Linked DNA regions of Homo sapiens: region 1 is linked to region 2. A link is a loop called in an ENCODE intact Hi-C map of the cell type or tissue named here. Cell type or tissue: CD4-positive, alpha-beta T cell. All regions are shown on one strand. Links, peaks and the distances in the headings refer to the core of each region. The heading gives the core; the rest is flanking DNA.

Region 1 (7,735 bases), core at 1,856-4,355, 57 kb after region 2:
ACAGCCTCACAATCCCCCACCCCCACCCCACAAGGAGAGCAAGAACCCAAAAGCAGCCCTCTCCAAATGGTTGCTGCACCATTCTCTCTTCTAAGCACCTGTTTCTGGCACCCTTCTAAGCAGCCTTTCTTTCTTCTAAACATCCTCCCCCAAACAGGTAGCAGGAATCTGTCTTCCAGAGGGTGGTCCTTGCAGGTGCTAGCACCACCTGAGACCTTCCAGCTCATAAAAAGCTCACCTACCCTGTCAGAGGAAAGGGAACCAGATAACCAAGATGGTCCAGCCTCACTGCTGCAGCCTCCAGGGGCCTCCTCAGGCCCACACAGTGGGAAAAAGAATATCTAAAGACAGAGACATGACACAAATGGCTCCAAGACTCAGAGCTCCCACACCTCCTACAGTTCAGAAAGGAGAAAGAAAGAGGGGGAATACAGAAGTTTTCACAGCTCCATCTCTCAAGACTGCAGGCATCAACAGCCAACACAATGCTGACCCCCAGAAAGCATTTAACAAAGGCATGCTGACTAAGGAATTGCTAGGTGCTTCAGGGAGAATCTTTCCCCATCAGCTAGGGGATCACTGAACATAGTATAACAGTTGTAACAAATGATTCCAAGCAGGGAGAGGAAGTATCTCTTCCAGTCTCCTGAGCTGTGATTCAGGGGTGATGAAGATTCTGGGGGGAAAACTGGTTTGAAGAAGCCCTCCTTGTCATATAGAACCCTTGGGGGCTGCAGTAGCTCTTCTGGGTCCCAGTATATCAGTAACTGTCCTGAGGAATCATGTTTTCTACAACCTAATCTTGTTAATCAATATGAACAGAGGGGCCGGTCATGGTGGCTCAGGCTTGTAATCCCAGCACTTTGGGAGGCAGAGGCGGGTGAGGAGTTTAAGACCAGCCTGGCCAACATGGTGAAATCCCATCTCTGCTAAAAATACAAAAATTAGCAGGGCATGGTGGCATGCACCTATAGTCCCAGCTACTCAGGAGGCTGAGGCAGGAGAGTCGCTTGAGCTTGGGAGGCGGAGCTTGCAGTGAGCCTAGATCGTGCCACTGCACTCCAGCCTGGGTGACAGAGTGAGACTCCATCTCAAAAAAAAAAAAAAAAAAAAAAAAAAAAAAAGAACAGAGGGAAGCAATGGCTCCGAATATCTCAAATAACTTTCTAAATCCACTAATATTTTGGCTTAACAGTGAATTACATGATTTCTAGTAGGTTCACATTCACTTATCCTATTAAACATTGTTGAGCTGGATTGTATGTTCCAATCATGGCTCAGCACTTTCTCCCAACTCACATGCTTTTCTGCATTCACCTTGCTACACCTCCTTAATGGGTTTGACTAATAGAAGGTAGCAGAACAGATGCCACACCCATTCCCAGCCAGGGCCTTACTGGCACAGCAGTCTCTACTTCCTGCCTCTTTGGAGTGACACTGCCATGCTTTGATAATTCCACACCACAGAGAGGCCATGAGCTGGTCCACACCCTAGCTGAGCCCCCAGCCAGTGACGGCATCAACTGCAGCCATGTGAGTGCATCATCTTGGATGCAGCCCTGTTGAGCCTTCAGGTGATGCCAGCTCCAGCCACTCTCTGCAGTACCCTGAGTGAGAAGGACTCCAGTGAGCCCAGTCAACCCAACAGAGACATGAGAGGTGTATTTGTTTGCTGGAGCTGCTATAACAAGGTATCACGCTGTGTGGCTTAAAACAGCACGATTTCATTGTGTTACAGTTCTAAAGGCTAACAGTCTAAAATCAAGGTGTTGGCAGGACCATGCTCTTTCTGAGGGCTCTAGGGGAGGACCCTTTTTTCGTCTGTTGCAGCTTCTGGTAGCCCCGGGCATTCCCTAGTTTGTGGCAGCATCACTCCAATCTCTGCCTCAATCTTCATGTGGCCGTCTTCTCCCTGTGTCCAAATTTCCCTCTTCTTATAATGACATCAGTCATACTGGATTAGCACCCCCACCCCCCAATGACTTCATCTTAATTTGATTACATCACAAAGACCCTATTTCCAAATAAGGTCCCCTTCACAGATACAGTAGTGGAGGTCAGGGCCTCAACATGTCGTTTTGGGGGATACAATTCAATCTATAATGAGAGATCATGGTATAATGAATTGTTGTCTCTCCATTTTGGAGAAGTTCATGATGTAACAGAAGAAGCCAGTACACTGGCTGACATTCCTCCAGTGCATACCTGGTCATGCCAGGGACACAAGCTGGATGTCTAAGGGTGCTTAAATCATAGCTGCCAGTCTATGATTTAAAAGTGCAGGTTACTGAAACATATTGCTCAGAAGTTTGCGTGACTTGGTTTTCATATAGAGTTGTGTGTTGTTTTTTTTTTATAAGGTGTTCTGTTCATTAATCTCTGTGTAATTTTTTTTTTAATTCAAGATCTTTACTCTAAACCTGTTCTCTATAAAGAGCAATGGCCGGGAGTCAGAGGATGTGTGTCTGTCCCTGACTAACTGCATGATCTCAGGCAAATCCAAGTCTCTCTCGGGATTAGCTTCGTTCATTCAGCACCTTTTTACTAGAATCCTGAAATACGTTTGAGGTGAAACGGGATTTAGGGGTTCATACAGCCCAGCCCCTAACTTTACAGATCAGGAAGCTGAGCCCTGGGGAAGTTAAGGGGCCTGCCTGGTCCTCAACCGGTTGTATTCTGATAGTATTCACCTGTAAAATGTGTTTGGAACACAGTTTCTCAAAGGTTCTTTCCAATTGTTAAACTGAATTTGATTCTTAAACTGTGGATCTGTATTTTACCCATTTCAAATTAAAAGAAAGATACTACATTCGATTCAGCTGAATGCATTTCTGAGGCTCAGAAATTATGACTGCAAAATCATGTCACCACAATTTCCTTTACTTTGATGCTTATGAATTAGGAAGCCAGTGAATAGAAAGTTTCATCAAACCATCAAAAGCTAAAATGATTTATTTCTGTACTTTCAGTGTTCATGACTTTGAAGGTTCTGTTTTTACTAATCTTAGCAATGTCTTCATACTTTTAAAAGCCCCCAAAATACCTGGTTATGGCAAAGTTGAGTCACAGGGCTCATGTGCAATAAAGCTCAGCCCTGGAAAGTGTACCCATGCCTGGTTTAATAGCAAAAGGTAATATGAGACTAACATACCAAAAAAGGGTGAGTGTTCACTCGTAAGTCATCTCCTGTGAAATAGGAAGAAATCTTAAATGTCGTTTGGATATGTGTTGGGGTTGTTTCTTTGAAACATACATCTGATTCGTTCTCCAATTATGCCTGGTCCCAGAGTCTAAGGCTTTAACAATCTGCAGGAACATTTATGTGAATGAATTGCTTTTAGAAATGAAAGGCACATTGTATAAGATATAAGATAGTGACATAAGCATGTGCGGGGTAAAAAGACATTTTTATAGTGTATCATGGGAAGTCTTGGATAACTGGGATTAACATGCAGGGTTTAAGACCGTTATGTTCTGCCATGGTAGCAAAACCTGATAATACGAATTAAAATGAACAATCGTAAAATGCAAACATGTTTGCCACATAATCAGGGCGTAAGATCAATCATGTTGGCTCTGCTTGTTGAGTATCTGTGTCAGGAGCCCACATGGAAACAGAAAGGAATGATTCTTTGTTCCTGGGCAGAGGAATAGCTTCTGCCACTCTGTTCCCAAATCTTTGTTAAATTATTTGTTGATGGTTCATCTCCTCGTCTAGGCTGTGAGTGTCTGTGGGAGAGAAACTGTCTTAATTCTCTTCATTATCAGGGCCTGCCTGCACCTTGTGTACTAAAGGTGGCCAAGAGCCATATCTCCAGGCCCTGCCTGGCAGCAGAAGCAGTGGCGGGACTGCGATGGGAGAGGTGGCTGCAATCCTGGGGGGCTTGAGACAGACAGATTCTGCCCCCAGAAAGCTACCGGTAGTTAACAGGTGTGTTCTGTAGCCATACCTCTCCCCACCCAGCCCTGTCTTCGGTGCAATGCCGTTCATGCCTCGGTGCTGTCCAGGGAAGCTCTGGCCTCAGTGGCTGCAAGTCCTCAGCTTCCCGCAGCCTCCCCCGCAGCACCTGCTGCGGACTCAGACAAACCAAGAGCACTGAGTTTTCGGAGATTGAGAGCATGACTCACACATTCCAATTATGACACAGAGGGAAGTATTCTCAAGAAAGAGAGCTAGGGAAGTAAAGACTTTATTGGGCCCCTGTTTGGGCACACTACCATGTGGCCCCCTCTGGTGCCACCTGCCAAGGGCCTTTCCCCGCTGATGGGAGGGTCTGCCCCTGGCCTTGCCCAGGCATTTCTGCACCTCCTCCACTGAGGCCAGCATTCCAGCTGGGCCCACAGCCACCCTTCACCCCTCTCCCAGTTCCTAGAACAGGAACACGCTGTTGTGGTTCCCTGCAGCAAGTCAGGTGCCAGGTGCATGGGCCCCACTGCTCCGGGTCTGGACAGGAAGGCAAGGACCAGCTGGACAGTTACTTTTTAAGGTGAAGGTGGAATTTGTTGGGTGACATCCCCCCAGTAGTTCCTGCCAATGCCTGAGCTGACTGCACTGTGGCTACCTTATAACTCAGACTAGAAGCTCCTTTGTGAATCGTCTTTTCCCCTCCTCCCTGATCATTTTTATTTAATACCCGTGAACAAATGGGAGCCTAGTTCTGCTTTTCTTTTTTTTTTTTTTCTTTTTTTTTTTGAGATGGAGTCTGGAGTGCAGTGGTGCAACCTTGGCTCATTACAACCTCCGCGTCCCGGGTTCAAGCAATTCTCCTGCCTCAGCCTCCCAAATGGCAGGGACTACAGGTGCCTGTCACCATGCCCCACTAATTTTTGTATTTTTAGTAGAGATGGGATTTCACCATGTTGGCCAGGCTGGTCTTGAACTCCTGACCTCAGGTGATCCACCCACCTCAGCCTCCCAAAGTGCTGGAATTACAGATGTGAGCCACCATGCCCAGCCTGCCACTGCTTTATATTAAGGGCATCTAGTAGGGGCCCAGTCAATATCAGTGAAACCAACGAAGCGATTCCTAACATTTGCATCACACTTTCCACTTTACAAAGCAGCTTCCTGGAATCGTCTCTGAAGAGTTAGGACCTGCCCTTCACTCAGGTACCTGGCAGTTCAAAGTTCCTGGTGAGCCCCACTCTTCGGAGAAGGAGGAGGAAATGTGAGGGGTGTTGCCTCGGGCTCCACTGCAGAAATAAAAAGACTGAGAAGAACGCTCTGGGGCTCTCAGTGACCTTTGACGGAGAGGTTCAACTATCAGGTGCCTCTGTGGGTTAGGCGCTCTCCATACCAAAAATCACACTTATCCTCGCACAGCCATAGGAAGAGGGCATTATCCCCACTCCACAGAGGGGAAAATGACAGTCTGAAGATATTAAATAGCTTTCCCAGCCTTGCTCAATGACTCACGCCTGTAATCCCAGCACTTTGGGAGGCTGAGGCGGGAGGATCATTTAAGGTCAGGAGTTCAAGACCTGCCTGGGCAACATAGTGAGACACCTCCCCCCACCATCTCCACCAAAAAAAATTTTTTTTTAATTAAAAACCAGGCCAGGTGCAGTGGCTCACGCTTATAATCCCAGTACTTTGGGAGGCTAAGGTGGGTGGGTCACCTGAGGTCAGGAGTTTGAGACCAGTCTGGCCATCATGATGAAATCCCATCTCTACTAAAAATACAAAAATTAGCGGGGCGTGGTGGCACACACCTGTAGTCCCAGCTACTTGGGAAGCTGAGGGAGGAGAATCACTTGAACCAGCGAGTTGGAGATTGCAGTGAGCCGAGATCATGCCACTACACTCCAGCCTGGGTGACAGAGCAAGACTTCGTCTCAAAAAAAAAAAAATCAAATTAAAAGATTTTTTAAAAATAGCTTTCCCAAGCTCACACAGCTAAGAAGTAACAAAGCTAGGCTTTAAGCCCCAGTCCTGCAGACTGCAGAGAATAATTTATGTTTCATTTGATTACATCACTAAGCTTCATTCCCTTGTGCTCATTCTTATTTTGTTTATCCAGAAGCCTTACAAAGTTAAAGGATTAGAGAATCCAGTTGTGTTTTGTCTGGCAACCTTACTGGGTCAGAGTTCAAGTATGTAAGGGCAGTCGTCTCAAAATGTGGTCTGTGGACCACAGTCCAAAAATGTTACCATTCTGCCAAGAGATAAATACAAAAAACTGAGATTAGCAATGTAGAAACTTTTAAGGCAGGATTCTTCAACCTTGGCACTACTGATTTGGGGCCCAATAATTCTTTGTTGTGGGGGCCGTCCTTTGCACTGTCAGATGCTTCTGAGCATCTCTGGCTTCTGCCCATGAGATGCTAGTAGCATCCCCCTCCCCAGGGGGGACAAGCAAAAACGTCTCTGCTATTGTCAAATGTCCTCAGAGGTGGAGGGGCAAAATCAAGAGCCCTCCCTGCCTCTTCCTGGTTGAGAACCACTAACCACTGGTTAAAAGCAATTTGACAGAGGAATGGTATGTCTGCTCCATCTAATAATTTTTAAATTGGACCTTGAATTTTGTATGTTTCTGTTGTTTTTTAATTTCATTTTACCAGTAATTCATTTTTATTGATTGTACTAAAGTATCAGTCTATAAGCCTTTGGAGAAATAAAAAGCAAAACAAAACTGGTCTTTCACCATTGATGGGTTTAGAAGCCCTGACGGAGGAAGAATACAACCAACATCTATGTGTAAGAAGGCCGCTGAGAGGAGACAGAAAATATCCAGCAGATTCTTTTGCTATCTTGTGGCTTGTGAACCTAAATATAATCTTTTTAAAAATATATAATCTTTTAACAATTTTTTTTAACATGTGGACCAAGCACATGGTACCAAATCGAAAAAGCACAGCCCAGCCAGGCACGGTACTTTATGCCTATAATCCCAGCACTTTGGGGGGCCAAGGCTGGTGGATAACCTGAGGTCAGGAGTTCGAGACCAGCCTGGCCAACATGGTGAAACCCCGTTGCTACTAAAAATACAAAAATTAGCCAAGAGTGGTGGCGCATGCCTGTAGTCCCAGCTACTCGGGAGGCTGAGGCAGGAGAATCACTTGAACTGGGGAGGCGGAGATTGCAGTGAGCCAAGATCGTGCCACTGCACTCCAGCCTGGGTGACAGAGTGAGACTCCATCTCAAAAGAAATAAAAAATAAAAATACAAAAATAAAAACACAAAAATTAGCCAGGCGTAGTGGCAGGCACCTATAATTCCAGCTCCTTGGGAGGCTGAGGCAGGAGAATTGCTTGAACTCTGCCCATTGCAGAGGTTGCAATGAGCCGAGATTGCGCCACTGCACTCTAGTCTGGGTGACAGAGCAAGACTCCGTCTCAATTTTTTTTTTTTTTTTTGAGATGGAGTCTCGCCCTGTCGCCCAGGCTGGAGTGCAGTGGTGCAATCTCGGCTCACAGCAACCTTAACCTCCTGGGTTCAAGCAATTCTCCTGCCCCAGCGTCCCAAGTAGCTGGGATTACAGGCACGTGCCACCATGCCTGGCTAATTTTTGTATTTTTAGTAGAGACAGGGTTTCACCATGATGGCGAGGCTGGTCTCGAAATCTTGACCTTGTGATCCGACCGCCTTGGCCTCCCAAAGTGCTGGGATTACAGGCGTGAGCCACCACACTTGTCTTTTTTTTTTTTTTTTTTTGAGACAGTCTGGCTCTGTTGCCCAGGCTGGAGTGCAATGACATAGTCTCGGCTCATTGCAACCTCCATCTCCCAGGTTCAA
Region 2 (7,735 bases), core at 1,704-4,203:
TTCACGCTTCCGTGAGAATCTAATGCTGCTGCCAATCTGACAGGAGGCGGAGCTCACCTCCTGCTGTACAGCCCAGTTCCTAACGGGCCACAGACGGGTACCAGTCCACGGCCTGGGGACTAGGGACCCCTGCTTTAAAACCATCTCTAGATTACTAAATACCTAATACAATGTAAATATTACATAAATAGTTGTTAAACTATTATGTTTAGGGAATAATGGCAAGAAAAAAGTATGTACATGTTCAGTACACACACTTTTGTTTCTTTTCAAGTATTTTTACCCACAGTTGGCTGAATCTACAAATGTAGAATCCCATTTACAGAGGGCCAACTGTATAGGAACATCTGAATTAATGGAAGATGGGCTCTCATAGCCTACTTCATTATCACCAACAGCATCGTCAGAAAAAGTAGAGCTTCCTCCATCCTCTCAGGTTTACAGAGGCCCCAGGACATGGCCAAGACACACCTTCCTACCTACCTCTCAGGTGGCCAGGCCACACAAGTCCAAGGAATCAGCACTGTTCTCTACCAGATACGCCCCTACTCCACTTGTGAGAGGTATTTACCTAAATCAGACATTCCTGTCCCTCTTTACCCAGCTGCCAATAACTGAATAATTTGAAAAAAGTCCCATAGGTATTGTCAGAGCCCTTATTGCTTCTTTAAAAATTCTACCGGGAGGCGCGGTGGCTCACGCCAATAATCCCAGCACTTTGGGAGGCCAAGATGGGCAGATCATGAGGTCAGGAGATCGAGACTAACACAGTGAAACCCCGTCTCTACTAAAAATACAAAAAATTAGCCAGGCGTGGTGGCGGGCACCTGTAGTCCCAGCTACTCGGGATGCTGAGGCAGGAGAATGGCGTGAACCCGGGAGGCAGAGCTTGCAGTGAGCCGAGATCGTGCCACTGCATTCCAGCCTGGGCGACACAGTGAGACTCCGTCTCAAAAAAAAAAAAAAAAAATTCTACCTCAAGGATTTGCTAAATCAAGGGAATGACCACCTATTTGGTCTGGCCAAATAAATGTTTCTGTTTCTATTTCTCTAAAGAAAACAATAAACTACATGTACTATTTATCCTTCTCAACTAAATTAATAGCAGCAACTTTGACTCTTAACTGAATACCAGGCTATGTAAGGTCAAATCCAAACCCAACAAGATGTAAGTAATATGATTACAATATTCTCAATGTCCTTCCTTTTAAAAATGTTTACTTCACAGCAAGACTGCCAAAAAATTGCCAATTTTGATAACTCTCCAGTCTTCAATAGTGCCTGTTTGTATGTTTAAATGCTTTGAAGGCAGCTGTTAGTATCATTTGGCAATTTCATTTATTTTTAATGTTACAATCCATTGTTTCAATATACTGAAATTTAAATCAATGGTAAATGAGATTTTGTAGGTAAGGATAAGAAAAACAATATAAAGAGAACTTAGACATATAGATGTTAAATTATTGGTAAGTGATAAAAATTAATTACTTAAGAGAAACAGATCCTATGCCTGAGGGGGAATATAGAAAACCTGTCCCTGTAAAAAGGAAGACCATGAGAGAGGAATCCAGGAGAAGCAGGCACGCAGTGCCATGCACTGGGCACTAGAATCAGGATTCAAAACAGACAAGATCAGAGATGGCAAGGAGAGTTCATCTCATACAACCACTTTGAGGGTTGTGTCCATAAGGATTATTGGCCTTAGGCCAGGCCATGTTCTAGCTCAGCAGAGAGAGTGCTGTCATGATTAATAATGCCTGTTACACACATGGGGCAAAGAATTGGGGTAGCAGCACTCTCTATTTCACACCAAATTCCAAGTAATAAACTAAACTAATAAGAGAAGAGTTAGTTGTATTAATTCTAAGTCCTATACACAGCATTAAACAAAAAGCAAGAGTTTGGACTCCAAAGCTCATTCCCTGGGTTCAGATCCAAGTTCTCCCACTTAGCAGCTGGGTGTGAAGTTGGCCAAGTTACTGCACATCTTTGTGCCTCACTCTCCTCATGAAAAAAGGCTAATTCAAGAGCCTCCACCTCAGAGTCATTGTGAGAAGTAAATTTATTTACGGTGCATAGACAGTGCCTGACAGATGGTAAGCACTATATCAGCATTAAAAAAGTAGTGGCTATCAGGTGGGCGCTGTGGCTCCCGCCTGTAATCCCAGCACTTTGGGAGACCGAGGCAGGTGGATCATGAGGTCAAGAGTTCAAGACCAGCCTGCCCAACATGGTGAAACCCCGTCTCTACTAAAAATACAAAAATTATCCGGGCGTGGTGATGCACGCCTGTAATCCCAGCTACTCAGGAGGCTGAGGCAGGAGAATCGCTTGAACCTAGGAGGCGGAGGTTGCAGTGAGCTGAGAACACGTCACTGCACTCCAGCCTAGGCGACAGAGCAAGACTCCATCTCAAAAAAAAAAAAAAAAAAAAAAAAGTAGTGACTATCAACTACATAAATGGCAGATGAGTAATATCAGGAATTACAACATTTATATTAAAAAGTTAACAACTCAATATAAAGACTTTTTTTAAATGGTAAACTGTATGCAAATAAAAACAAAACAGGATGTCAGGGGATCTCAGGATAGAATGCAAACTATACAGCAAGTCTAACAGTATTATAATTTTATGAGATAATCTCATGGAAGGAGCAGGAGGTCGGGGGGAGCTAATCTACAGAACTTTGGACAATCTACTCTGTACTCTAGCTGGTAAATTTGTTTCTCATAAGGGTACCAGTCTGTAATTCTGAAAATACTCTACATGTACACTAGGGTTAAACAAATAAGTAAATAAAATGTAGATAATGTGTGCCAAGTTTCTCAATGTCACAGAAAGAAGTTACAAATAAGCAAGAGGTGGTGATGAATTAGTCAGATATATCAATATGAACTCACGTGTATTTTAAAATATATGCGGATAGATACAGAAACGTAGGTATGTATGCACATGCAGGTTAGCTGAAATACCTGCATTTCCAGGGTCTGTCCAACAGAGGGCCTGGAAGCAGTGACACCCCAGGAGCAATAAAATAAGCATACCCTGCACCCAAGACTTTTGTTTCTAAATACCACCTTCCAATAAATACAAGGAAGCAGGGTCTGCAGAAACAGCTGATTCTAGGGTTGGGACAGGGAAACTACAAGGCAAGCCAGTAGAAGAAGGGAAATGCTCCAAAGATGAAAGGAGACGGATAGGTCCGAGACTGGAAGCAAACAGAAGAAACTCTCAGTGGCCAAAGCTGGAATAATTTGAGCAGCAGAGTAAATCATAACAGTATTATAACAGAATAAAATAATTATTCATGAGTCTATGATATAAATAAGTGATTAAATAAACAACTGGAGGAGAAGGAACAACTCTCCTGACAAGAATTCCAACTGATACATGAGTGTATGTCCCCATTCTGGGAGGGAGAATTCAATTTCCTTCCCCCTGAGCGTGAGCTAGATTCAATGATTCACTTCCAAAGAAGAGTCTGGAAAGGGAAACAGTAATGTTTCTGTGAAAAAAAACCATAACCATTAACATGAGCAATGGTAAGTACTGCTGTCATTATGTACTCCCCGATGTGATGAAATGAGATGGGGATTTCACCTCTGTGGTATCCTTCCCCCAGACCTCAACCCATAACTTCAGCCTAATCATAAGAAAACATCCGATAAGCCGAAATCAAAGGACATTCTTACAAAACATCTGACCAATACACTTTAAAACGATTAAGAGGTCATGAAAAATAAGGAAATGCTGAGAACAACCACAGATCAGAAAAACTTAGGAGACATGATAACTAAATGAACTGTGGTATCTTGGATTGGATCCTGAAACCAACCAACCAACCAACCAAAGAAAGACATTAGTGGAATAACTGGCAAAATCCAAATAAAGTCTTGAGTTTAGTTAATGACAACATACTGATACTGATTTCTTAGTTTTAACAAATATACCATGGCTATATAAATCCAAAAGTATTCCAAAATAGGCCAGGTGCAGTGGCTCATGCTTGTTAATCCCAGCACTTTGGGAGGCTGAGGCAGGCGGATCACGTAAGTCAGGAGTTCAAGAGCAGCCTGGCCAATATGGTGAAACCCAGTCTCTACTAAAAATACAAAAATTAGCTGGGCATGATGGCGAGCACCTGTAATCCCAGCTACTTGGGAGGCTAAGGCAGGAGAATTGCTTGAACCCAGGAGGTGGAGGCTGCAGTGAGCAGAGATCGCACCTCTGCATTCCAGCCTGGGCGACAGAGCGAGACTCCGTCCCAAATAAATAAATAAATAAATAAATAATTAAAAATAAAATTACTCCAAAATAAAGTTATTTGTTAAAGCAAATTAGGTTACATAACAACCCAATGTAAAGGCATTCATTTTTAAAAATAACATTCACTTTTAGAAGTGATAACAGAAACAAATTTTAAAATCTAAAAATGTTACATAAAATGTTAAATAGGAGAAACAAAAAATATGAATAGATGATTAGAATTATTTAAAAACATAGGATTAAAAAAAAAAACAGGTAGTGGCCAGGCGCAGTGGCTCACGCCTATAATCCCAGCACTTTGGGAGGCCAAGGCAGGCAGATCACGAGGTCAGGAGATCGAGACCATTCTTGCTAACAAGGTGAAACCCCATCTCTACTAAAAATACAAAAAATTAGCCAGGCGTGGTGGCGGGCACCTGTAGTCCCAGCTACTCGGGAGGCTGAGGCAGGAGAATGGCGTGAACCCGGGAGGCAGAGCTTGCAATGAGCCTAGATAGCGCCACTGCACTCCAGCCTGGGTGACAGAGCAAGACTCTGTCTCAAAAAAAAAACAGGTAGTAATTAAGAGAGCTTGTACTATTATTATTATTTTTATTATTATTTTGAGGCAGGGCTCACTCTGTTCCCCAGGCTGGAGTTCCGTGGCCCGACCGTAGCTCACTGCAGCCTGGAACATCTGGGCCCAAATGATAATCCCAGCTTGGCCTCCCATACTTTTATAAATCTTAACTTCAAAGGAATTTGAGGAAAAAAACTCCCAAATATAATTCTACTTTTTCAATTTTTTTGGAAGGGACAAGGTCTCACTCTGTCGTCCAGGCTGGAGTGCAGTGATGCAATCCCAACTCACTGAAGCCTCAAATTCCTGGGCTCAGGCAATCTTTCTGCCTCAGCCTCTCGAGTAGCTGGGGACTACAGGTGTACTCCACCACACCCAGCTAATTTTTTTTAATTTATTTTTTGTAGAGAAAGTGTCTCACTATAGTGTCCAGGCTGGTAATTCCACTGTTTTAAAACAGAAACTGTTACACAAACAATTTAAAAGGAAAAAAAAAGATCTCCATAGCAGCCTATATGATGACATGTCTACTTGAAGAGATAATGCACTTTTAGGCTTCTACAGAATCTGAATCAAGGGAAGTAACTGTGCCACTGACTGAACTTGTACTGATCAAACAACAAATCAAAAGGATTCTATACAATTCAGGGCCAGTTTAGTTGTGTTTAAAATGAAGAGAAAAACTGGTCTTTACCCACAGTGAGAGCACACAACTCAGAAAAGAGTATTTGAGTTTGCAGTTGAATAAAGAAAAGAAGGGTTAATATGCATTCATTAAGTCAACAAATATTTATTGAGCATCTAATACAAGCCAGAGACTACAATAGAAACTGAAGACTTAGCAATTAACAATTAAAAATCTGTGCCCTTATACAGCTTAAAATCTAGTTGGACAGAAACAGTTAAAAACAAAGTGTCAGGTGCAGTAGCTCATGCCTGTGATCCCAGCACTTTGGGAGGCTGAAGCAGGTGGATGACCTGAGGCCAGGAGTTCAAGACCAGCCTGGCCAAGACGGTGAAACCCCGTCTCTACTAAAAATACAAAAATTAGCCAGGAGTGGTGGCACACACCTGTAGTCCCGGCTACTAAGGAGGCTGAGGCATGAGAATCACTTGAGCCCAGGAAGCAGGGATTTCAGTGAGCCAAGATGTGCCACTGCACCAGCCTGGGCAACAGAGCAAGACTCTGTCTCAAAAACAACAACAACAACAACAACAACAACAACAAAGTAAAATGTTTACATGTAAGATGATGTTGAGTGCTATGGGAGAAAAAACAATACAGGTAAGTGAGTTAAGGCAAGGGTGGCAAACAAAGGAATGTGAGCTGAAGTACTCAGAGCCCCAGCTGTGTGGCAAAGCCCATGGGACACAGAGATCCCACCAACCAACGGCAGTTCACCAACAGCAAACCCAGGAGCAAACTATGTAAGAGCATGTTTTCTGGTAAAGATTCCAGAAATAATTAGATTAAATATCCACTTAATGCAGGCTCAGTATATCCGCAACGCCTCAGTGATCAACACAGCTTTACAGAATTTTGATCAGGCATTAAAACTAGCATTCAAGAGTTGCTTGCTGGCCCCGTTCTGGTTAACTAGTAGGTCTCATTATCCTGAACAAAGACTAAAAGTTAACACCATTTTATAAAACATATTTATGCAAATAGCCATTCTCTGTTAGTATTATCAAGCCAAATTTAAAAAAACTGATTATAAAGCTGATCCTGAGGCTATGCCATTCTATAAGCTCTAACATTGACTATTTGGTTTTAACAAAATCTCATCCTTAAATATGTACAGCTAATTTGATGGTCTATATTTAATTTGTAAATCTGCTCTGGTTTTATCATAAGGAACTTATATGAAATCATATTCATAAAATTAAAGTTGAATTAACCCTGGGATTCCAATCAACACTCAAGTTTGAAAAACACCACATGAGAAAAAAAATGGAGAACTGAAGTAATTCAAGAATAAAGTGATAAGGGCCCTGACTGGGTTGACAGCAGTGGGCATAGAAGAAAAAAAAAAAAAGATTTTTAATTTTAGAATTAAAAACTAAGTCTAAAATTAAAAATCGAGATGCAATCATATGAGAAGGAAGAACAGGTCAAAAGACAACTGAGCCCTAAATCAGCCACTGCTACAACAGAGAATACAGAACTTCATTGAGGTTAATTATTCACATAGTAATTAGCTAGCATAGAAAAATAAAAACGGTAATTCAAAGTAAGTAAGAACACCATTAACACCATTCTTCAGCATTTTGGTCTCATGACCTGTTTAGTTTATATGTGTTATAGCTATTAACATTTAACATAATAGAAATGAAAAACTAAAGAGTTTTTTACAATTTACTTTTATTTTATTTTATTTTTTTGAGACAAGGTCTCACTCTGGCCCTGGCTGAAGTGCACTGGCGCAATCACGGCTCACTACAGCCTCGCCCTCCTGGGCTTAGGTGATCCTCTCATCTCAACTTCCCAGGTAGCTGGGACCACATGTGCACACTACCATGTCTGGCTATTGTTTTCTATTTTTAGCAGAGACAGGGTTTCGCCATGTTGCCCAGGCTGGTCTTGAATTCCTGGGCTCAAACAATCACCTCACCTTGGCCTCCCAAAGTGCTGGGATTACAGGTGTGAGCCACTACACCTGGCCTGTTTTTTATTTTTATTAAAAACTGTTATAGCAAGCCCTCAGTATCCATGGGGGTCTAGGGGGTATTGGTTCCAGGAACTTCATGGATACCAAAATCCACAGATGCTCATCTCTTATATAAAATGGCACAGTATTTGCATATAACCTATGCACATTCTCCTTTATACTTTAAATCATCTGGCTCTAGATTACTTATGATCATCTAATACAATGTAAAATGTTATATAAATCCTTGTTATACTGTAT

What was found. A loop is a pair of places that touch in the nucleus more often than their neighbours do. Peaks named below come from ENCODE experiments on the same cell type or tissue, not always from the same donor. Only the 100,000 strongest peaks of a DNase experiment are listed, where the experiment ranks them.
Region 1: it touches region 2 in a loop (4-fold over the local background); 2 of 110 quality-filtered maps call a loop at or near these places.

What each region holds. Positions count from the first base shown.
Region 1 is chr7:148,910,348-148,918,082 of GRCh38, forward strand. No RefSeq gene overlaps it. Among named protein-coding and RNA genes, the nearest start is that of EZH2, 30 kb to the left of the region's middle. In CD4-positive, alpha-beta T cell, for the core only: no CTCF peak of the experiment used is centred there; a DNase peak (open chromatin) is centred at 2,874; H3K4me3 peaks cover 1,289 bases; H3K27ac peaks cover 2,317 bases.
Region 2 is chr7:148,853,484-148,861,218 of GRCh38, forward strand. The region is part of intron 1 of EZH2 (enhancer of zeste 2 polycomb repressive complex 2 subunit); the gene reads right to left. Among named protein-coding and RNA genes, the nearest start is that of EZH2, 27 kb to the right of the region's middle. In CD4-positive, alpha-beta T cell, for the core only: CTCF peaks have their summits at 2,995 and 3,197; DNase peaks (open chromatin) are centred at 2,998 and 3,578.